Regions from separate parts of the Mus musculus genome. Here all the other regions are linked to region 1. The links are chromatin loops, found by intact Hi-C in ENCODE. Cell type or tissue: heart. All regions are shown on one strand.

The links. A loop is a pair of places that touch in the nucleus more often than their neighbours do. Peaks named below come from ENCODE experiments on the same cell type or tissue, not always from the same donor. Only the 100,000 strongest peaks of a DNase experiment are listed, where the experiment ranks them.
Region 2: a loop joins it to region 1, with 7 times the contacts of the local background. A loop is called at or near these places in 30 of 42 quality-filtered maps.
Region 3: a loop joins it to region 1, with 2.2 times the contacts of the local background. A loop is called at or near these places in 3 of 42 quality-filtered maps.

Annotation. Positions count from the first base shown.
Region 1 is chr3:142,616,602-142,624,601 of GRCm38, forward strand. Gbp2b (guanylate binding protein 2b) reads left to right here. Exons shown (of 11, transcript NM_010259.2): 11 at 1,494-2,575. The coding sequence ends at 1,604. Gbp2 (guanylate binding protein 2) reads left to right here and starts at 4,062. Exons shown (of 11, transcript NM_010260.1): 1 at 4,062-4,207; 2 at 7,069-7,282; 3 at 7,974-8,000. The coding sequence starts at 7,093. Mir6381 (microRNA 6381) reads right to left here and starts at 7,345; the gene lies at 7,259-7,345. In heart, CTCF peaks have their summits at 1,964 and 4,781 (motif pointing left); a DNase peak (open chromatin) is centred at 4,080.
Region 2 is chr3:142,488,987-142,496,986 of GRCm38, forward strand. It overlaps Gbp5 (guanylate binding protein 5), which reads left to right and starts at 7,948. Exons shown (of 11, transcript NM_153564.2): 1 at 7,948-8,000. In heart, CTCF peaks have their summits at 1,666 (motif pointing right) and 4,621 (motif pointing right); DNase peaks (open chromatin) are centred at 1,665 and 4,875; H3K4me3 peaks cover 24 bases.
Region 3 is chr3:142,278,768-142,286,767 of GRCm38, forward strand. All of the region lies in intron 7 of Pdlim5 (PDZ and LIM domain 5), which reads right to left. Among named protein-coding and RNA genes, the nearest start is that of Pdlim5, 110 kb to the right of the region's middle. In heart, a CTCF peak has its summit at 4,116 (motif pointing right); a DNase peak (open chromatin) is centred at 4,124; H3K27ac peaks cover 715 bases.

The DNA of each region.
Region 1 (8,000 bases):
GCATTTGGAGCATATATGTTCAATATTGAGAAGTCGTCCTGGTGGCTTTTTTCTTTTATGAGTATAAAGTGTCCTTCCCATCTCTTTTGATTAATTTTGGTTGCAAGTCTACTGTATTAGATATGGGAATGACTACTCCAGCCTGTTTCTTGGGTACATTTTCTTGGAGAACTTTTTTACAGCCCTTTACCTGGTTCTTTATTATTCTGTGGACCTGGATGGTTTTTCTTAGGCAGGCCTTATAGGGGCCAGCAGAGTTGGCTGCACCATTTTAATTTTCAGTTCCCAGTGGTCCAATCAACAATGTATATGGGGAGGCTGAGGCATTAGGTTCACAAGGTCAAGGCTTGACTGAGTTATGAGTAGAGACCTGTGCTCCATCCTCCCCACTCTCAATCCAAGGGCAATAAATAGCATACCATCCCCCAATGGCAGGGTATCATTCACAAACTTTTTATATTCTCATTCCGTCACTGCTCCTTTTCCTAACTATTACTGGTTCTTTAAGTCTGCTTATTGCTAAATGAAGCTCTTTATCAGGGTATGTCTATTAAACTGTAGATTTGAATTGCAAATTCTCCTCAGGTGTTATCTAGGATTTCTGTGATAGAATCCTCAACTAACTTATCAAGGACTATTATTTTCTCCTGTCCTAAATAGAGTAATTGTAATATCTACATGTAAAATGGCTTTTTGCATCATATTCTATGACATAATATTCAGCTCTTAATTTTTTTATATTGAATGGGATCAGTAGAAATTTTGTGTCTGCCACACCTAGAATGCTCTTAACACTGGAAGCATCTCAAAGAGCAGAGTCAGTCTCAAATCTTTAAGCAAAGTGGTTAAATGCTCAAATTGCCCATAACATCTTGTTTTCTGGGCATTCCTCCACATCTACACTAAGCCTCCATTGTTGTTAATGAAACTGCCTGAGCACTGAAGACACACTTGCTTCAATATGTCTTCTGTCTTGGTTACTACAACTGGGACAAGTAGTAAATCCACTGATTGAACACCACCTGTCCTGATTCCGATTCAGATAGTGACATTCCGGTTGGTTTAAGCCCCTCTTTATCACCTTCTTTCATGTGTTTGAGAATTTGCACAGCACGGCTTAGAGATGAGGCAAAGAAGAACAGGCAAGCTGGTGCTGATTTTATACAAAATTGTGTTTTCCATGAGTCAAATGATGTAAGAACTGGACCTGAGTGCTTTAGGGAACTGGTGTTCAGAACTGTCAGTCTACATTTCTAAAACTGGAGAAAGAAATATGTGTGTGTGTGTGTGTGTGTGTGTGTGTGTGTGTGTGTTTGTGTGTGTGTGTACAAGACAGGGGAGAGGAATCATGGAAGTTAAAGAATAAAAAAGACTTTTGAGAAAAATGTCAAAATCCCCCCAGGGTTCAGTGTATCTACCAAAGCAGAGTCTGTGTGAGTCTGAGGAATGTGGCATGGGATGCCTTCTGAGTTCAAATTCCATCTCCATTTTAGGAACAGGAAAGACTTCTCAAGCAAGGATTCCAGAATGAGAGCTTGCAACTACGTCAAGAGATAGAGAAAATCAAGAACATGCCTCCACCTCGATCATGCACCATACTTTAAAATCTGAACAGACTAAAGCTCTCTACCCTGTTTCCACTCATCAAGGAAAAAACTTCGGGGACAGCTTTGGATTGTGACACAGCATGGCATTGAATGAGACTTGAAGACAATGACACTTTACTAGGAAGAAGGGAGAAATAAAGTTCACAAAGTGGAGTTTATATGTGAAAAAAATGTTTGGCTTATGAGGTGACTCAGTTCATGTTTGTGTTAGAAGTGAAAATTCATGTGATTTTTAATCGGGTCTTATATTTGATACTGCAAACATGGACTCTGTAGACATACTAAATTGTATTGTTGGGATTTGTTTTTACAACACAGTGATAGGGCAGCTGTCTTTGGGTAGACATTTTGTATCACATACATCCCCTACTGGATATTCTTAGTTGTGTGCTCATAAGTAATTCAAAGATGTAGCTTGCTCTAAGCTGGGATTGGCATGTTATAAACATGATAAAAATCTGAACATATCCATGGAACACAGCTCCTAGGGCCTCATGCTATCTGCAGACATTGGTTCCCAGGGTAGACAATGGGCAGTGCCCAATGTGGGAAGGCTCTGTGGTTGCTGGATGAGCAGAGTATTTCATTGGAGAGGAGAAGAAAATTCCCCTCCAGGCAGAATGCATAGGCGAGTGGGCGTTGCACCTCCCCCATTGAGAGAACTTCTTGTTTTCTTTCATGCTCCAGCCTACTGTGTTTCCTTTCTAATCTCTCTTTTTATTTTTCAAAAACACTTTCTCCTTCTAAGAGTTTTAGAATGACTTCTACACAGAATGGAGAACTCAAAATAAATTTCGTTCTATTCCTCTGAGGCTCATAATCACAGTGCCAACTCTTGTGAAACCAACCTTCATTTTTATCTTTCTTTTGCTGCTATGACATGATTTGCATATCTCTGAAGATAAATGCCTTTTACAATGTGGCAGAAGCACTGTTTAAGTGAAAACTGTTAATAAAAATGATTAAGCTTACCATAATTGTTTCAAGTGCATGCTGTACATTGTTCATAATGTAAGAAACGCCGCTCCTAAATTTCTGTAAGAGGGGAGGTCATTAGAAGACTCTTAGCTGTCACACAGGCACCCAATGATGAGGGGTTCAGCTCTGCAACTGAACATTCAGAATAACAGTAGTACCACACAGAGGAAATGTCACAGTCACGGGGCTTAGTACTCTTGTGGAATACAGAAACACAAAGATACTTTCTGTATAATTATTTTCTGGTAGTGGCATTAAACCCAGGGCTTTAAAAAATACTTCTAGTGGTACATTAACTTATAGCATAACAGTGGATGGTATAGTGTTTCTGTAGTATACTTTTCAGTGCATGCTTGTATCATGTGTGCTTGAAGAAGAATTCAACACTTGTATTCAAAGTCTGACCTATTGTCTGATTTGTGTTAAGTCCCTGGAAGATTTTAAGTACTAGTCCGTGGGTAAATCAGCATGAGGATTAATTAGACATCTTCAGAACTTCAAAGCACAGTTTGGGACACTTCTCACAGCCACAGTGCCAGTGGCTTGTCAACTCCATGGTCATTCCCAGCCTTAGCTCAGAGACTCACAGATGTCAGTCTCAGTTTTGACAGTGGCTTCCCTCAGCCTCTGAGAGATGTTATTTGCACTCAATGGTTTAGGGTCAGGACTCTGACTCACTTGTTTCTAAGGAAACATACTACAAATGACTGGAAACTCCACCCCTTTAAGCTTAGAAACAAAAACAAAAAACAAAAAACAAAAAAAAAAGGAAAGAAAAGAAAGAAATCCCTTTTGCTTACTCTTAAATTCTACATGTCTACATGATTGAAAATATTTAAGTGGTGCTAAAATTGTTGTGGGATTGTACATAATGTTAATAGCGATTATTCTAGTCCAAAAGACAAATGAACAAACTAACAAACAAGCTAGCTGATTTCCCAGCATTTGACATGTTTAAAGGAACTCAGATTCACTTTCACTTTCAGTAATTTTTCTTCCTCCCTCCTTCCCTCTCTTTGTCTCCCCCATCTTTCTCCTTCCTTTCTCTCTCCTTGTCCCTCCAAATTCTCACCTTTTTCGTTCTATTTTTATTCTTTCACAGTACAGAGAAATGATTTTTAAACGATTCATGTCCACTTCTGAATTGCACAATTGCTTGCTAACTTTGTGTAACACAGTGGGGCTGGCAACTTCACAAAACAAACACTAATGGACAAAAAAGGACTGAAACATAAGAGAATGATTTCAAAACCACACCCTTTTCACCCTACATTTTGAAACACCCACAAGAAATGGCACCATTTATCAATCTCTACCTGAGAAGTCCTGAGACCCTCCTCCCATGAGCAAACCCCTCATTCCTGCAGTGCTGGTTGAGTCATCCCTCCAACCCCACCCCAGTTAGGAACTCTTTTAGTTTCACTTTCACTGTCTTAAGCATAAATAAAGAGCGAACTCCTCACAAGTTCTCTGGCAAAAATCTGGAACTTCCCGGGTTACTACAGGGTCTATGTCACAGTGCCTGTGAGAGAGGACAGAGCACTCTGCAGCCAGCCTCAGAGGCAAAGCTGACCAGCATTGAAAAGCTGCTTCTTCTTCTTCTCTAAAGGATTTCTCTTCAGGTAAGACAGAGGCAGGGGTGGAAAACTGTTTAGCAGACTGCTGGTTTACCCTAACCAGAGGAGGCTGAAACCAGCACAGATGTGTGTGGCCCAGGGCTAGGTGACAGAGGCAGACTTTACCCTAGATGTCCCTGTCCCTACTAGGGCAAATTAATTAAACTCTGGGAAAGAAGACTTCACACTGAGAGCATAAGTGTGTTGAGGTTCATATTGCTTTCTCGGTACCATTTTATATCATTCTTACTATTTAATGATACTCAGACAAAGTTCCTGAACTTGTTGCCAGTGTCTACCTAAATAAGTTAGGCTGCTTGGAATTCATAAAAAGAGACAGTTTCCCCCATTGAAAAATCTATTGAGCTACAATATCTTTGTGTATACTATTTTGAATACACACACATTATTTATTCCTTGAGAACATCATATATGTCATGTGTTTTTGATTGTGTATATTCCCTACTCTTTCCTCCATCTCCTCCCACCCACCCCTCACTCAGTTTCATGTCCTCATTTAATCAAGTCACTGCAGCTCATTCAAACGTGGGCATAAGGCCACCTAGTGGAATTCAGGTAACTTAACAGGGGCCATTTACTGAAGAAAACCAACCCTGGAGTCTGTAGCAGCCATTAACTGCCATTATCATCTCAGTTATGCTCTGGGCTTCCCGGGACTCTCACCAACCTATGGTAGAATTTTGATTTATGCATTTTTTCTTTTTTCTTTTGTTTTGTTTTCAAAATAGTGTGTCTGTGTAGCCCTGGCTGTCCTGAAACTCACTGTGTAAACCAGGCTGTCTTCAAACTCAGAGATCCATGTGCCTTTGCTTCCCAAGTGCTGGATTGAAGGCATGTGCCACTAACCACCCGCCTTTATGCAGGTTTTCTATAGGCAGCCACAGCTGCTGTGACTTCATGAGTTCAAAAACTATATCATGTTCCAGAAGATACTGGTTCACCTTAAAGCAATGCATATAGTCCATGTGATATTTGTGGCATAAATACCACTGTGAACTGAAAGAAACCAAACCTTTGGGAGGAATTCTCTAGGGTAACATAGGAAAACTATGAGCTGTGTCTGGAAGACTGTGCTGGTAGAGAGTACCACAGCACTGGGAATGTCATGGAAGTCTACCAGCCAAGCACGGGATCCAGCTGAGGGAGCCTCAGTGAACACGGGGAACAAGCCAGGCAACAAACTAAGGAATGGTCACAAAGTCCTAAGTTACACGGAATGAAATAATAAGTACTTAGCAGTCCATACTGATGCAACTGAATGAATGAATGAATGAATGAATGAATGCAAGTAGGAACAATACTGGCTGTTGAGCCCCCATTAATAAATATGCAGTATGATAAGAGTAGACAGTCCTCTGTAAGCAAATGCTAAAGTGGTTAATTTATAAACTTGAATTGTTAATAGATGCTGAAAGTAATGATGAAACTACATGAAGTATAGTGAAGTTGTATGTGCTGAGTGTCTTTCTAAAGGCTGCTTTAAAAATATATATATATACATATATATATTCATACACAGATATACACATCTATATTTATACATATATATCTATATATACATATGTATTATACACACACATCTGTACCTACACAATACGATATGTATCACAATACTATATGTATATACACCTATATCTACATACACACACACACACACACACACACACACACACACGGAAGCAGTATTTGGTCATTTGGTAGTTCTAGTTGTTTTTGAGGAACCTCCATCCTGTGGCCACAGCAGTTAACATTCGTTTGTTTGTTTGTTTGTTTGTTTGTTTGTTTTGGTTTTTCAGGACAGGGTTTCTCTGTATAGCCCTGGCTGTCCTGGAACTCACTTTGTAGACCAGGCTGGCCACAAACTCAGAAATCTGCCTGCCTCTGCCTCCCAAGTGCTGGGTTTAAAGGCGTGCGCCACCACCGCCCAGTCAGCAGTTAACATTCTTAGCTGCAATTCATAACTCATAACTCTTTCATTTCTACACCCTTAGAAGCACTTTTTATTGTTTTCTTAGTGCAGGATTATTCTCAGTGGGGTGAGATGGAACCTCAATGCATTTTTCACTTGTATTTCCCTGCTGATTAAACCCTAGACATTTTTTTCTAAGTATTTATTTGCTATTCAAGTGGTAATTTTGATTACAAAATAGTAAATAGTTCTTGGCAGGTAGCCCCTTAATCAAGAGACTGTATTCAAAAGAGTACTATCAGAGCAAGTCATGTTCACAGCATCCATCCTTTGATTTGATCAGTGATGATTGCAAAATAAAAATTCTATGACCTTCTTACCCTGTATATACCAGTCAAGTTAACATTAAGGAAAAAACTAAAAACTTATCTAACTGAAGGGTACTCTACAAGGTAACTGCTATGTACTCCTCTAAGCCATAAAGGAAGGGAGGATAAAGGAAGATGGAGGAGCTACTGAAGATGAGAAGAAGCTGAAGAGATGTGAGGATAAAGCAGGGATGCCGCATTAGATCGGGAAGCAGAAAAGGGGAGTTAAGAAGCAGAGGGGGTATAAGGCATGCAGCCTCATTAGGGCTGTTGTATAAATGCTGCAAACCCAGTCAGCCACTACACTCAGGATATGGAGGGCTCTGAGATTGGACAAAGCTGGGGAAATAGTGCATGTCACCTTTTGAACCCGGTGCATAACTTTTCTGGTCCTCAATGAATTTCAAATTAGTTGTATTTAAATAGAAATAGTAGGCCAATCTATAGGACAGCCATACAGGGCTCCAAAACTCTTAGAAGTGTACATTTCAGAGAAGGAAAATTTTAGTACATATTATTTACTTCATCTAACTGACTAGAAATTGCAGTCCAATTTATCTTCTTCTTAGAGACAAAAAGAAACCACCCTGGACATGGCCTCAGAGATCCACATGTCGGAACCCATGTGCCTCATTGAGAACACTGAGGCTCAACTAGTGATCAACCAGGAGGCTCTGAGGATCCTGTCTGCCATTACACAGCCTGTGGTGGTGGTGGCAATCGTGGGCCTCTACCGCACAGGCAAATCCTACCTGATGAACAAGCTAGCTGGGAAGAGGACAGGTGAGTGCCACCAACAAATCTGTGCTTGGTTCCTTCTGTTCACTCATGTCACCAGCATCCTGAAAGCAGATGTGAGGAAAGAGTGTCAGAGAGAGGAGGACTAGGGAAGGATACTGCCTACCACCAGTGGAACTTCTTGCTGTTGAGTCATCCTTACCCACTGGGTCTTTAAACAGTACCTTTGCTTTCCAACTGAAAGGTATAGTAGGTGCAGTTTAGAGAAAGAACTAATACATTGAGAAAGTTAACTTCTTTTATTTTATTTTATTTTATTTTATTTTATTTTATTTTATTTTATTTTATTTTATAGACTAGGTTTCTCTATAGTCCTGGCTGTCCTGGAACTTGCTCTATAGATCAGGCTGGCCTCGAACTCAGAGATCTGCCTGCCTCTGCCTCCCAAATGCTGGGATTAAAGGTGTGGGTCACCACCACCTGGCTAACTTCCTTAGGAATGAATTATGAAACATTTTCTAGACTGTCAACATAGGAGGAACAAGTATCTAGCTCTAAGAAATGAATATATTGATCAACATTAGATATTTCAAATCCCCTATTTCTAGGCTAGGAGTTCAATCAATACTTGAAGTCATTTTCTCTTTCAAATGTAACTATGTTATTTTTTCAACTCAATATCAGGAAGCACCTTCATTGACTGCCCTGCCCGTCCCATGCTCATTCTGCTTTTCAGGCTTTTCCCTGGGCTCCACTGTGCAGT
Region 2 (8,000 bases), 130 kb before region 1:
GATAATAAAAACAGATAGTGGAGCAGAGTAGAAGACCCAGAAATAAACCCACACACCATTTTGACAAAGAAGGCAAAACCATGTAATGGAAAAATGAAAGCATCAACAAACTGTGCTGGTATAACTGGATGTCTGCATGTAGAATAATGCAAATATCTATCTCCCTACACAAAACTGAACTCCAAGTGGATTAAAGACCTCAACATAAAACCAGATACACTAAAACTGACAGTCAAAGTGGGGAATTTCCTTGAACTCATTGGTACAGGAGCCAACTTCCTGAACAGAACATCAGTCACACAAGTACTAAGACTAATAATTAATAAATGGGACCTCATGGAACTGAAAAGCTTCTGTAAGGCAAAGGATATCATCAAAAGATCAAAAGGGCAGCCTACATACAGAATGGGAAAAGATCTTCACCAACCCCACATCTGACAGAGGGCTGATATCCAAAACATACAAAGAATTCAACAAACCAATAATCCAATTTAAAAATGAGGTATAGATCTAAAGAGAATTCTCAATAGAGACATCTCAAGTGGCTGAGAAGCATTTAGAGAAATGTTCAACATTCTTAGCCAGCAGGGAAATGCAAATCAAAATGTCTATGAGATTCTATCACCTGTCAGAACGACTAAGACCAAAACAGCAGTGCCAGCTCATGCTGACATGGATACAGAGCAAGGGGACACTTACCTCTCAAGTGAGTGTTAACTTGCATAGCCACATTGGAAATCAGTATTGTGCTTTCTCAGAAAATTGGGAATCAACCTACCTCAAGATCCAACTCCTGGGCATATATCCAAAAGACGTTCCATCTTACCACAAAGACACTTGCTCAACTATGTTTAAAGGAACATTATTTTTAATAGCCAGAAACTGGAAACAACTCATCTTACCACACAAAGACACTTGCTCAATATGTTTAAAGCAGCATTAATTGTAATAGCTAGAAACTGGAAACAACCTAGATGTTCATCAACCAAAGAATGGAGAAAGAAAATGTGATACATTGACACAATGGAGGATTACTCAGCTGTCAAAAAAAAAAATAACATCATAAAATTTGCAGGCAAATGGATGGAACTAGGGAAAAAAAGTTATCCTGAATGAGGTAACCCAGACCCAGAAAGACAAACATTATATATACTCACTTATAAGAGAGTATATTTTAAAGGATAATCCTGCTACAATACACAGACCCAGAGAGATTAAGTAAGAAGGAGGGTTAAGGGGAGGATGCATGACTCTCCCTGGGAAGGGGAAATAGAATAGATATTGTGGGAGGACTGGAGGCAGGTGGGGATGGAAACAGGAGAGATCAGGTCAGGGGAGAATGGAGGGAGAGACTAATGGGGGAGACATCTAAAATTGGGGGGGGGGGCAATTTGAGGGCAAGGTAGAAATCCACTACAATAGAAACTCCCAGGAATCTATTAGGGCTTACCCTAGCTAAGACTCCTAGTCATGGGGAGTACAGAGCCTGAACTGACCATCTCCTGTAACCAGGCAAGACTCACAGAGGAGGGATTGGGGCACAAACCCAGCCACAAAACCTTCAACCTACAATTTGTCCTCCCTGCAAGATGTGCTGGGGTAAAGGTGGCACAATACTTGTGGCAGTGGCCAACCAATGACTGGTTCAGCTTGAGACCCATGCCACTAGAGGGAGCCAATGCCTAACACTGCTTGGATAGCCAGTAACCAAAGACTAGATTGTCCAGGGACCCAAGATAGAAACCAACAGGACTGAGGAGGGAAAGAAGTCAATGAAATGATCCTTAATGATATTCCGCTATACTCATGGATGGAAGCCTAGCATAATCTTTATCAGAGAGGCTTCATCCAGCAACTGATAGAAACAGATGCAGAGACCCACAGCTAAAAACTAGGGCGCTTAGGACATCCTGTGAAAGAGAGGAAGGATTGAAGGAAGCCAAGGGTCAAAGAAAACCCACAGAATCAACTTGCCTAAGCTCATAAAGGCGTAGAGAGACTGAACCGACAGTCAAGGAGCCTCTCTGGGTTTAGCCTAGGTCCTTCTATGATTGTGTAGATTGGTCTTCCTGCTGGACTCCTAACAGTGGCAATGGGATCTGCCTTTGACTCTTTTTGACTGCTTTTGGGAACCTTCCACACTCTTACTGGGTCACCTCATCTAGCCTTGATAGGCTGGGGTCTTACTGCAACTTGGTATGCCATGTTTGGTTAATATCCATGGGAGGCCTGCCATTTTCTGAAGAGAAATGGAAAAGGAGTGGATTGGGAGGAGGGGAAACTGCACTTAGGATGTAATATATGAGAGAATAAATGAAGACAAATAATTAAATGAAAGGGGTTGGATGGCTTTGGTATCTGGTATTGGAGGGAGGTGACAGCAATGGGTAGAAAATAGTGTTTCTGGAAACTGAGTTTCCACTCGGTCACAGGAAAGCTTATAATGGGACTTGAGGTGGCATATCTGTGTCCCAGTTCAAAGGTCAGAGTGTAAGCAGATGTTCCTTAAACCTGACAGCAATGATATCTCAGATGTGCTCTGAATACCCCACCAGTGGGACACAGTGTCTGCTTTTGCCCCTAGTTATTTGCATGATGGCCATTTTCCCCCTACCTTTATAAAAACAGTTTTTTTTCTATAGAATACACAGAACTTATAAATACACTAGGAGTCAAGTGACTTGACCATATATAGATGGTGTAATACCTCTTTTGTGATGTTCAGCATCATTCTTTGTCATTTCTCCCCCCCCCACCCTGATCATTCCTCACCTTTGTTGCAAAATAACCCCCACTCTATTCTCTTAGCTGCGATCACAAACTTCATCTATAAAACGTCTTGAAGAAAATAATTTGTGTTTTGTGGTACATGCAATGTTTATTGCTCTGATCAACTCTGTTCTTGTGTCATAATATCAGCCATGGAGGCAGTTGTGTTTAAATAAAACTTTATTTACCAAACAGCCGACAGAGAAGTTTGGTTTACAAGTCAGAGTCTGTAGATTTCACGACAGTAGATCATGACTCACTTTCTACTTTAAACTGTCTAATTAAGTTTCCGTTTATTCTATCTCAAGTACCTAAGGACCTGCTATGCTGTCTGCTCCCTTAGTTCCATCGTGACCTTTTACTGCAGTTCCCATTGAGCATTTCAAACGGCTTGAAAATACTACCTGATCTGGGCATATCCTCCCTCCCCTTTTTTTGGTTGAGAAGACAAAATAAACAATTAATAATAATAATGAAAAAAAACACAAGAAAGAAAATTAGGAATGAAAAAAGGAAAAGAAACCATAGAGGAATTTTAATCCAGTCACATCGGTGCTCAGGCGAGGGATCGCATCCAAAGACCTGGGTCTGTGTGATCTAGCCTGAATGCAGACACACCTATAGTATACACCTCTAATCCCAAACAATGTAGGTAATGTTAGTTTATAGAAGGAAGCAGCTATGTTTGAAAGTGACATCTAATTGAGGGGCAGACAAAGTGAGAAAACGGAGGAAGATGTGACAGAATGAATCCGAGATAGAATAAGCCCAACTCTCAGAAAACAGATAGGAAAAATAGGCAGTTTAAGAGCAGTGCGGAGCGAGTCATGGAGGCACCTCAGAGAGTCCAGTTCAGTTCTAGCTCAGACAATGCAGTTTGAAATGGGATTGGTGTATTTTGTTTGTGGGAAGGACACAGCCTTCAGGAAACACAAGAGGAGCATGGTCCTCAGCTAAAGGAGCCCTAGTAAGCTGATACACTGTGGTAAAAATGCTCACCTTAATTATTTTCATTGTCATCTGCTTAGTAATTTTTCTTGCTTTCCGGATTAAAAAATCAACAGTATCAGAAGTCTCACAATAATTTTCATTTTCTGTTTAAAGCATTAAATAATTAGTATTAGATTAAAATGCTACAAGATTGTTATAATTGTAAAACTAGAATAAGTAAAGCTCCAAGCTTACTCTTTTTACAAGGTACATATCCTTTTTGGGTCATGGATTTCTTTTGGGTTGGAGAACCCCTGGACCAAAATCTCACATAGTAGGAAGATGTTGTATCCTGCTGAGGACCACAGCAAGGGAACACATGTCATGATGATGAGATCTTCCATCCCACACGTCGTGCCTCCAGAACTGTGGGAGGGAACTTGTATTCAGATTTCAGATGCAAAAAGTAAAATTCCTGTGTGAAAAGAGACAGTAGAGTATCCCTTTCCAACATGATTGCTCTCGTCTGCTCATTCAGTGACTATGTACTGGGCACTGACATGGACTGGGCGTGAGTGAAGGCAGTCGGGATGTAGCCACAGTCAGAAGTCATGATTCTTGTGCTGCTTTGTTTTGTATTTTACAAAGAAGACATTAAACAGTCGTGCAGAATATTTCAATTTCCGCTAAGCACTGTAAGGGAGCAGGCGATAATTTTTCTTGCTTGTAGGTATGGAGAAGAGACCCTCTATTCTCAGACAGAAATACTTTCCTGAGGGACATAGAATTAAGATAAATTAATTTTTTAAGGAGTACAATGTACTCAGATAAAACATGATAAAAAGGAGTTCTAGGCAGAAGGATTTTGTGTGAAACTCTTGGTTGAGGTTGTGTATGGGATTCTGTGGTCAACTGGAGATAGACTGAGGCTACAAAAGGACAGCAGGGGGCAGACTATGTAAGAAACTGCAGACTGGCTATGCTGAGCAATAGGAAGTGTTTATAAATGTTGAGCAAGTGATATAATTATTCAGTGTGCATGTGTGTGCGTGTGCCTGTGCGTGTGTGTGTGTGTGTGTGTGTGTGTGTGTGTTAGAAGTCACTGTGTCTCTCACTGAGAGCACAATGAAAACAGATCAAACGGTGATTAGCATTATGACATGCCCTGGCAGCGGGCCTATCTACATTCTACAGGTAGTCTAGTCCTACAAAGATGTTAAACAAACAAGCGCTGCATGATAAGAGAGGGTGGTTCTGGAATCCAACCCAGGAGGAAGTTTGCTCTCCAAACTGAGCACACTTCCAGGTGTTGTGTTTTCAAACAGCTTGGCAGGAGTGTTCTCCCCACAGGAAAGTGAGCGCTGAAGCCAAAGCACAGCTCTTTGCAACGGCACTTCCTGAAATCTAAGTCTGGAATCTGAAAGCAACTGGACCTCTGAGGTAACTTGGGCATTTCTAAGAATTCAGCTGCTTTTCTCAAATAGCAAAAACAGGAATGTGATTTAAACACACACACACACACACACACACACACACACACACACACACAGGGACAGCCAACTACAAAATTCAAGTTCAAGGGCAATTAAACCACTTACCCCTGTGGTGTTTCTATCTTGTACATGCGTTTGATCTCCCAGTCTCTCTGTCTCTCTCTCTCCTCCTCTCCCCAGTGTGTATATGCATGCTCAGGTGTCTAAGATGCTCTCACACATGGGCCATAATTAGATGAGGCAGGTTGCTTTTCACTTTGCTTAAGACAACTCCTCTTTCATTGTTTTCTATTGCATAATATATGCCAGTGGCCCCACAAGTTTCCGAGGATGGCCCTATCTGCTTCCTAGTTTTGCTTAAAAGAGAGCTGGGGTTACAGATGCATACTACAGCAGGTAGCTTTTATGTGGGATCTGGGGATTCGAACTCAGGTCCTCATGATTACATGGCAAACACTTCACTTACTGAGCCAAGACTCCAGACTCCAAGGGTACTCTTGAAGACTATTTTTAGACACATATATCCACTGGGAACTTCTGTAGTTCATAGTTCAGAAACGCCTCATGGCATGAATACTGTTGCTGGCTGTGCATTTGGTCAAAGCCTTGGAACCATTGCCGTATCAGCTGTACCCCTGTCCTCCACGGGGCTTCCAAAGTCAGGGTACTATTTTCAATGATTGCTATTGTCATGCAGCATCCCACTGCCTGACCTGGAATAGCTGCTGCAAAGGCAGCATAGAAAGACAAAAGCACTAGCTCCTTATTTTAAAAACATGACCCAACAATTCCTGATAAACATACCTGTAGGCACATGGGAAGGGTGACAGAAGATTATAAATACTGGAAGAAATGTAAACAGCGGTAAAATGACACCAAAGTCTTACTAGAGAGTGTTTTCTTGCTCTGCAAAGCACAGGAAGGCAAAGAAGGGTGGTAGAATAGGGCAAAGGGGGGAGTGTAGCAAGGCAAAGGGGGGAAAGCCAAGGACCAAGAGCCCATGGGGTCCCTCAGAGGGGACAGTGAAGATCTTAAGAAGAAGCTGCCTTCCAGAGTGTCAGTGGAACCCTGCGCTCACTCGCAATGTAAGTTTTGGAGTCTTCTGTATGGAAGTACTGGTTCCATGCAGTGCTCTACCAACTGTGTCTCAAGTTGAGTCACTGTCCCCCAGCCCATGACCACACTCATGGGGACAGAGACAGGCCTAGTGCTCTAGAAATCAGCCTGCACTCAGGTCTGACAGCTTCTGAGTCTGCCTCTGCATTCAACTCAAGACACAGGAAAATGAGACCAGTCATCCACGTGCCTTTCCTTCTGAGGCCAGGTACTCCGAGGCTGCATGCTCAAGTCAGTCAGAGATTAGCCTGTCTGGAGAAGTGATCGAGTCCATGGAAAGGAAGTCTGGTAAAGGAATCCCACAGAAAAAACAATATTTTTTGAAAAACTGATATAATAAAAACAAAACCAACCAACCAACCAACCAACGAACCAAAGAAGACACTGGAGTGGAAGGCCATCCAATGCGCATGGATCAATACAGTTGTTATTGTGATAACGGTTAGGTTATTTTACCCAAAGTCACCAGTATAGGCGGTACCCACCATAAAGTCAAATGCTATTTCTGTCAAGCTTACAGGCAAGTGCAGTCTAAAGCGAGTATGCTTCCTTTTAGGAGAGTTAGACTCCAGAGAGCGTCAGAACAAAGTCCGCAAATATCCATGTACAACATTCAGCTTCTATATAACTGATCTTTATTGGCTACATATGACCAGACATTTCCTGAGTTTCCTTGTCCCAGTAGTGACAGCGTCATCTCCAGGACTTGTTAACATATTATTTTGGCTTGAATTCTAGACAAGTGAGATAGAAGATCTTTCTTGAAGCTCCGTTAAGGGAAGGCTATTTCTTCTTGGTAAAGCATAGCTATTTTATTGACCTATTTTAAAAAATTAGTTTAACCCACTCAGTGGCTTGAGTTTTGCTCAGAAGAATCGGACTTGGGTCACATCATCAGCAGATGTTCCAAACGGCACCAAACAGTATAAGATTAAAGCAGCTGCTTACAGCCTTTCTGTGACTGAGTCAGCTTGCTGGTGCAGTCTCTAACCCAGCAAGCGTGATTAGCTTTCTTTTCCTTTGCAATCTCTCCTTTCTGGTTTCCTGTACGGTTTGTCTGCTCTGCTAATTTTTTCCTCTCTCCAACTCCAAAAAAGTTATCCTCAGTTTTCCTAATTCTGTTCTTTATTTCTTTTATATATGGGATTCAAGAGTCCACAACATGACACCCTGAGTTCCTTGTTTAACCTACTACCAATGAAAACAACTTTTATCCTAAGTGGATGCAGAGACAATTGTAAGAAATGAGTCTTCAAATAGTACGTGAGGTTTCCCTTCAAAACAATTGTGATTCAAAACCATAAAAATTATCACCCTCGTTCAAAGGAATAAAATAAACAGCGCTTGAAACAATGACAAACGATGTCAACGTTCTCTTTCAGATTGTGGGCAACTTCTGGGAAATTAGTTCAGTGACATTCAAGCCTTCTGCTTTTGAAAATCCCCTTCAACTATACAGTCTGAACTTGTGTAGTTTCAATTTCAGTTTAGAGAACCCTTTTGCAGATTCCTGTTCTTGCGTTTCATAATCAAGTTCTCTCCCAGCTCTCTGGGAGAGGAAAGGAAATTCCCAGGGCTGGCCGTTATTTCTCAGAACCAAGCACAGATAAATAAGGGTGCAACGAGTTTGTCCTCTTGCAGAGTCCCGTTTGAAGCAGTGTTCTTACTGGCCCCTGCTCCCGCTCTTCAGTT
Region 3 (8,000 bases), 340 kb before region 1:
TTATTTTGCTTCTAGAGCCTATTATCTAAACTTTAAATAAGGTCATTAATACTTTGGTGATAAAAACCCCACATAGTTTAAGCAGAATAATTAAATAGAAGATGCTTAGTCTATTTAGGGTATAGAATGTGAGCTTAACATATGAAAGGCTAATAAACATACTGAAATAATAAAATATCTATATCAATATATTTACCCATTACAAATAAATTAGTTTTAAGTCACAATATGAGGAACTTCTTATTCTGAGATTAAATTACTCATGTATATTTCACAAAATAATGAGCTACATAATCATAACTCTAAAGTCCAAATCATTGCCATTTAATCATCTGAAGGAATTAAAATTGACTTCCAGGATATCTTCCAAATGTATGAGTCAGTAAACTGGATGACAGGAATCCAGTGCCAAGACCAGTGTATCTGGGTGCTAGAAGGAGCAGTACTAGATGACCAAGGACTGAAAAACCTTGGGTGGCCTTGGCAAGCTTGCGCATCTACGTGGGCTGGTTCTAAATGGTTACCTGTTGTGTACTACTCATCAACCCAATCTGCAGCAGGATGGGTGTGGTTCAGAAAGAATGCAATCCCAATACGGAAGACCATTCAAAGGAAAATCCTGTGCCCTACTCACTGAAAATCCTGTCTCAGCTGAGAGTCACTTAGGCAGAAGAGGGGAACTCTAAATGGGAGTGGCCAACGAGAGAGCAAAACTGAGTTACAGTTCAGTATGTCGGCCAAAGCCTGTAATCTATAGGTCTAAGTCAGCTCTCCTGCTGTGTCACAGAAACTATGGCTTCCGGACATCCTTATTCTCCGCACTACATTTTACTATTCTTTCCAGGCAGACTTTGTACGACAGGTACCCTTCAACACCTTCCTTTTGCAAGCATCCGAGTTCTACCTGTGCTTAACAGAAGAACTAAAAGTACCCACTTAGTGCTGTGCTCTACCATAGGCAGTTATTCTATTTTTAACACTATTCTATATTTAACTCCTCAAGCTGTTACAAATTAACTACTTGTAATTAACTTATCTATTTATTATCATTTATTTAATATCTGGCATATAAATGTACATTCACTTGTGATGGCTGTTTTAAAAACTGTAAGTTTTATATGTACCTTGTCTTCACTACATTAAGATTACTTAAGGATGGGAACTCTGCCATGCTAGGAGTATATTACTTAACCTTAGTAAAGTTCTTTATCTTCAAACAGTACAAATATATTGCCTTTCTTCCAGGGTTATAACAAGCATGAACTAAAGTACTTGTACAATCCTCAACACTGAGTTAAGTGTTGAAAATGGCACTGATAATTGTATCTATGTTCTAAGTGTGTAGTTTAATGGTAATGATATTGTTAGTGAATATGGTTACTAAATTAATACTTCATGTAACAATTTACTTATAAGTATAGTTTCAGTTCTGGATTTTAATCTGAGGTACAATTTTAAATTACAATTATTTAAATTAAGTTAAAAGTCCTATGAAGATTATTGTAAGCTAACATGTTTTAATTTAGGTTGTATTTTTTTATACAAGGGTTTATATAAATTCTCTCCCCACTAACACCTAATACTTAAATTTTAAACTTACTTTTCAAACATTAAGGATCTGAGGCACACTATAAAGAAGCTATAAAAATCTAAGTCATGTGTACTTATGTACATTATGGTTATTTTTCCAGTGATAGAAACAGAACCCAGATCCTCAGCTCTTAGACAAGCATTCCACTGAGTCATGCTCCTAACTCTACACCCTGTCTCAAATATCAAAATATGTGCTTTGTGTATCGCCGCTGATAAAAGGCAAAGCACGGACTACTAATGTTCCCTCTCACAGGGTTCCCAGAGAGCTTCTTTCAGGCTGGAGCTGCAGGTATTACCTATGTGATGATGACCAAGGAACTCTGAAGGAGTAGAGTCACATAACATCCCATCCAGTTCTTAAAGTGTGGTCCAACTAGACTCAAGAACCTAAAATTTAAACAACTTCAGTGTTTTCCCTTAGAAATGGTCTGCTCTCCCTGACACCAACTTAAACACTTTACTAACTACTGTAGAACTGCAGTGTAGCATAATGAGAAGCTCTGTAATGCTGGGTAGCCAGAGACTGACAGCTCGTTATAGCCGACCACCACTAGCTACAGTGGTAGACGTTTACTTTGCTACTGATTTTACATTTGACACAACATATGTTCTCTGCCTGACTCACTGAGATTACACATTTAGCCAACCCTGGGCTATTTTTATCTCTGTATTATGCTTAGTAACTTCTGGGTTAACCATTAATTTTCTGTAATTATTTCTGATTTTCTATAGTTTGGCTCTGGAAAAGCTTAAGTGGTTGCCTGTGGCACTATGGGAAGTGGTGTACCCTTGAGGAGGTGAGCACCATTGGGAGGCAGTCAGGTGATAAGCAGTGTGCCCTTACAGATAGCATGGGGACCCAGCCCCTCCCCTTTCCTGCCACTGTGAGGTTAAACAGCTCAGCTCTAACACATGGTCCTGATCACAGGCACAAAAGCAATGGAGCCAGGCAACCACACACCGAAACCCCAAACCACAAGCCACAACAATCCTTACCTCTGCACAAACTGCTTATCCCATGTATATTATCACAGCAATATAAAGCTGAACACATGCATTTAGCACATACAGTAAAAATTAAATAACTTTTCAAGTAAAATTCTCATGCATATGGACTATAAGATAGTAGTCAGCCATAATAATTATATTGCTTTCCATCTTTTAAAAATGCATGGATTATTAATCATTTGACTATGGTACTGCAGCTGTAGCCATGTAATAAAAGCCCAGATTCCACTACAGTTTAAATATTGGCAAAATTATTCATGACCTCATACCAAACATCAAGAGTGCTATTAAAGACATCGTAATGGATTAGAAGGTGAGCGACAGGCCAATGAGAGAGCATGCATGGGCTTGGGCACTGCATTGAAAGTGCAGCTAATTCAACACAGCTTACATCAGTCCTGCAACCTTTGCATCTGGCCTGTTACATCATAGTGTGCTGTTAGAGGAAACAACCTTCCACAAGCCATGGTCCCTCCATAGTACCTGCTCTTCTTAACGTGGACAGAGCCACTCGACTCCTCAGAGGACTGAAGACAGGAAAGAGCTAGAGGCTTGGGGACAGTGCTGATGCACAGTGCATCCAGAAGAGACTGGGAGTTTTCAGGGCCGAAGAGCCTGGCAAGCATTCAGAGAGGAGCGTCAGTGACAACTTGCAGTGTCCACAAAAGAATGCCCGCTTTCAGTCTACGGTCTGAGACATCTCCTTTAGGAGTGAGAAAGAGATGGGGAGGAGGGAGACAAAGACAAAGCAAAGCAGTGGGGAGGGTGAATAGAAGCACCGAGATTTCATTGTATTGTTTGGCTTGGCCGGATGGCACACACCTTTAATCCCAGTACTTGAGAGACAGAGTCAGGCCGATCTTCCTTTCTGTGAGTTTGATTTAAAACAGTCTGGTGTACAAAGTGAGTTCCTTGGACAGCTAGGGCTATGCAGAGAGACCTTTTCTCAAATACAAAAACAACTAAGGAAATTTTTATTACAGTCATGCAAGGCTAGCTTTCAAAAGCATTTAAGCCAGGCGTGGTGGCGCACGCCTTTAGTCCCAGCACTTGGGAGGCAGAGGCAGGCAGATTTCTGAGTTTAAGGCCAGCCTGATCTACAAAGTGAGTTCCAGGACAGCCAGGGCTATACAGAGGAATCCTGTCTCGAAAAACTAAAAACCAAAAACCAAAAACCAAAAAAAAAAAAAAAAAAAAAGCAAGCATTACACCTATAAATGTGAAATAGTATAGAAGCAAGGCACATAGAAGGGCTGTTTCACGGAATAATTAGGCTTTAATTCACCAATGTTGTGGAATACGATAGCATCATCAGAAATTTAATTTCTACCTGACTCAGCCTCAGCGACAACTGAAAGCTATAAACTCTAAAGTCTGTAGGAACATAATACATGATAGTGAGCACAACTGAGAGATACGAATAGTGGGAGCTGTGAAAATGGAGCCATGGCTGCTTTTCAAGAACATTCTCCAATCCTGTGGATTTACTCACAGCCTGTGTGACACGCATACGACACAAGGGGGAGCTCACTACAGAACCCAGCCTCTGAACACTGGAAGACGCTGGGACCACAGACATATACTGCACACATAATTCTACCTGGTTTTCGCAGCGAGAGCAGCAGACACAGTGGCAGCCGCATCACTGACGACTACAGCACTGTATCTAGTAGGAGGGGAGAAGGCAGGAAAGTTTCCAAAGCCTTCCAAAGCACCTTCTACAGTTCTTGTAGACCTGCTTACACTTGACAGGGAAAAAAAGACAGGGGGAAGAAAAAATGAAAGTAAGAAAAGACAGCAGAATAAACACAAGTCGGCACCTATTCTACATCAGTATTTAGACATGAAGGTGAGCCATGTAAAGGAATGACAGTTATTTAGGTCACTTACTAATTATATCCGAAATTTCAGACATTTAAATTTAATGCGTAAGCCTATGACTGTTTTTTCATCAAGCACAATGTAATGTCAACCACATTATATATCCCATATATCATATATATACATAGACAACCAAGAAGAAAATGAATCTGAAAATAAAAGCTGCGATTCTGTAAGCAGGGATAAGGGAATTTTTCTTAAAAAGTTTTTACATAAGACGAGCTGTCTGGGAGTAGACATATACCTAGTTCATGGCATTTTCATGAGATGTCTTAGAAGCAGAACTGCCTACATGTTCAGAAGCAACAGCATTTATTAACATGAACAGGAAATAACTTTAAAATAATATAGGGTTGAGCTATTCTGGGTGGTAAGAATCTATGGAAAAGTTAAACAGTTTTCAAGAATATAAATAATCAAATCATCTTCTCAGCAAAATCCCACAGTTCTATTTTGACTTAGCTGTGTAGGTTTTTAAATGAGATAAAATTTCATATTCAGAGGTGTCCTTATGACCTAAAATACTTATTTTTTTCTTTCTTTACAAATAGTAAAATATCTGGGAAAGAATTTACAGTCCATCACTATGAATGCAGGACTCTCAAAACTGGTGATCAAGATTTATTGAATTTTTTTCTATTTAAATAGGATAGTCTAAAAACATGGAGTGGGATTTTCTTCTTATCTTCCTCTATGGATTTAAGTTACTAATAATAACATCGCTATAGCACTGTAACTACTTTTTGGTTTAAAAAGTTGTGACAATGGCCACCTCCAACACGCGATGAGGCCAAGTCCACAAAGGTTATTAAGAACCTGCCTCCACTGATGTGATTACATGAATCACAGGAAGTCAGTTTTAACAGATCATATAGAAACAAAGGTGATCTGCATATCTCTAATCGGAACGTATGGCTATGTGTACCGCTTTCAGTGCAGTGAGGACATGTGAGTGAGCGCTAGGGTGAAGAGCAGGTACCAAGAGATTCAATGTGTGGGTCTCTCAGTCTCTCCTGTCTTTGAGTCAACGGTTACTATTGAGGGAAAGTGAATAAGAAATAGAAACCAGGTTTAAAATAATCAGCTAAAAATGTAACGGTAAGCCATTCTGTAGTCCAGGAAAAGAGGAAATTAATGAAGTTCTACCCTCCAATGGTTAAAAAAATAATAATAAATATGAAAGAACCATCAATGTCGTGCAGGTCCTTCTCTATCATCTAAGAACATGTCTGTCTGCAGCATGAGCTCTCTCTCTGCTTCTCTTCTTTCAGAGGTAAATGACTGAACTGAAGAGACTAAAGGCAAACTCAGGAAGTTAATTTAACATATCTCAAAGTGAATAAACAAAAGACACAGACTTCTTCATTCTGTATTAGAAGTTAAAAACTAAACCAATGCATAAATAGAATATAAAAGCAGACTAAAGCAGTGTTCTGAGGCTAAGCATGTTAATGACATTAGCTCCTCAATCCACAACTGTGCTCCCATTTTCAGTGAGTTTAGTAGTTACATTCATCACCAGCACTGAAATGGAAAAAGAACTCTACCTAGAGTAAGTGGCTGCTTCCTTAGAAACTATGGCTACTTGACTATGAACTTTTAACAGCTGGGGAGCTGCAGGTGGGTGTGGTCCGTTCTTAAGGGGGTCTTCCAGAGAACTGTAAAACCTAAGTTTTCAGAAGTAAAAAACAAAGCAAAGGAAAGATTAATGTAAAGTTGAGACTATGTTTACCAGGCATACTGTCATTTAAGTGTCAGTAATTCATATCTAGGAATACTCTAATTGGTTCTTACTTCTAGCTCTGTAGCTGCAAACCTAACCCTCAGCACCCAATATAGGCTATTCTCCCAAATCACTCACCATGGCTAAACCCATGTGATAATATAGGCTATTCTCCTAAATCACTCACCATGGCTAAACCCATGTGATAATATAGGCTGTTCTCCCAAATCACTCACCATGGCTAAACCCATGTGATAATATAGGCTATTCTTCCAAATCACTCACCATGGCTAAACCCATATGATAATATAGGCTGTTCTCCCAAATCACTCACCATGGCTAAACCCATATGATAATATAGGCTGTTCTCCCAAATCACTCAACATGGCTAAACCATGTGATAACAGATGATGCTTAAAGGGAAAGGTGGCCGGAAAGTCCCATTCACTGATTACACGGCTTTGAATTACTTAAAAAAAAACTCCAAGAACTTAATAAGGTGTCAACATTTCACATATGATACAAGGAATACATGGAATACAATACATGGGATTTGGACCACCTCTGTCTGCCCTTACTGTGTGCACTGGTTTGGGTAGGTACTGCATTGTTGTAGAACTGAAAGCATAGGGACGGTATAAATGGTGATGTATATAAAGGAAGTAGTGTATCTAGTCATACAGCCAACAGTTGCAAGCAGCTGTGGGGAATTTTTTTATGTAATTAAACTTTTTATAATAACACTTCCATACAATGTATTTTATTGATATTCTCAATTGCTACACATCCCCTTTTAACACTCTACAATTTATATAAATACTTGTTATAAAGATGTTCTTTGATCAAAGTCCCCCAAGTATCTCCTTGTACTCCTCTTTCCCAAATCTCTCTCCTGTTTCCATGTTCTGTTGTCATTGACTTTTCATTCTTTTTAAAATGTATCTATGCCAATTTTTCTTTAGCCTGCAACATTAAATTCAGAAGAAATATTAGCAGGTAAAGAAAAGATGAAAACACAAAACGTTGGTTTCAAAGCAAGCAAGCACCAAATATAACATTGGGAAGATTTACAAGAAAAATACAAAATTGCCCATTTTCTTAAAAACCCATATATGGAAAAAATAGAATTGGTCAGCCATATTTCACTGATTCTTATATGGAAAATGTAAATGTAAGGTAAATAAACAGAAGAGGAGCGCTTGTATTGCTCCTTATTTAAAATTGATCATCTCTGTAAAAATTGCAACAACCTGAGAAACTGCCATATAGAGTTAAAGTACCATGAGAGGTAGAGGCAAAGCTAGACAAAAGTATACAGCACAAGTTAGTAACCTAGAGCCCAGCGACCATAACCAGCCACCAACTTATTTTACAAAGACTACAAACTAAAAATACTTTCCATATTTTTACAAAACTAAGAATATTTCCCATGATTTCCCTCATGCAAAGTACATAGCATATTTTGGTACATATACATAAAGTTTTATTGGGACACTATTAAGCTCATTCATTTATGTATATATGTCTATTAATAGTATGTGGAGAGTTGAGTAATTATGGCACACTAAATTACCCACAAAATTCAATGTGTTTGTGATCTGGACATTAATAAGCCAGAAAGGAAAAAAGAGAAGAGAGGGAGAGGGGGAGGGGGAGGGGGAGGGGGAGGAGGAGAAAAAAGAAAAAGAAAAAAAAAAGAAAAAGAAAAAGAAAAAGAAGAAGAAAAAGAAAGAAAAGGGGTGTAAAGGTGCTGAGCTGGTGAGCTTTGTCCCAGAGAAAGAGAATAGCGCATACC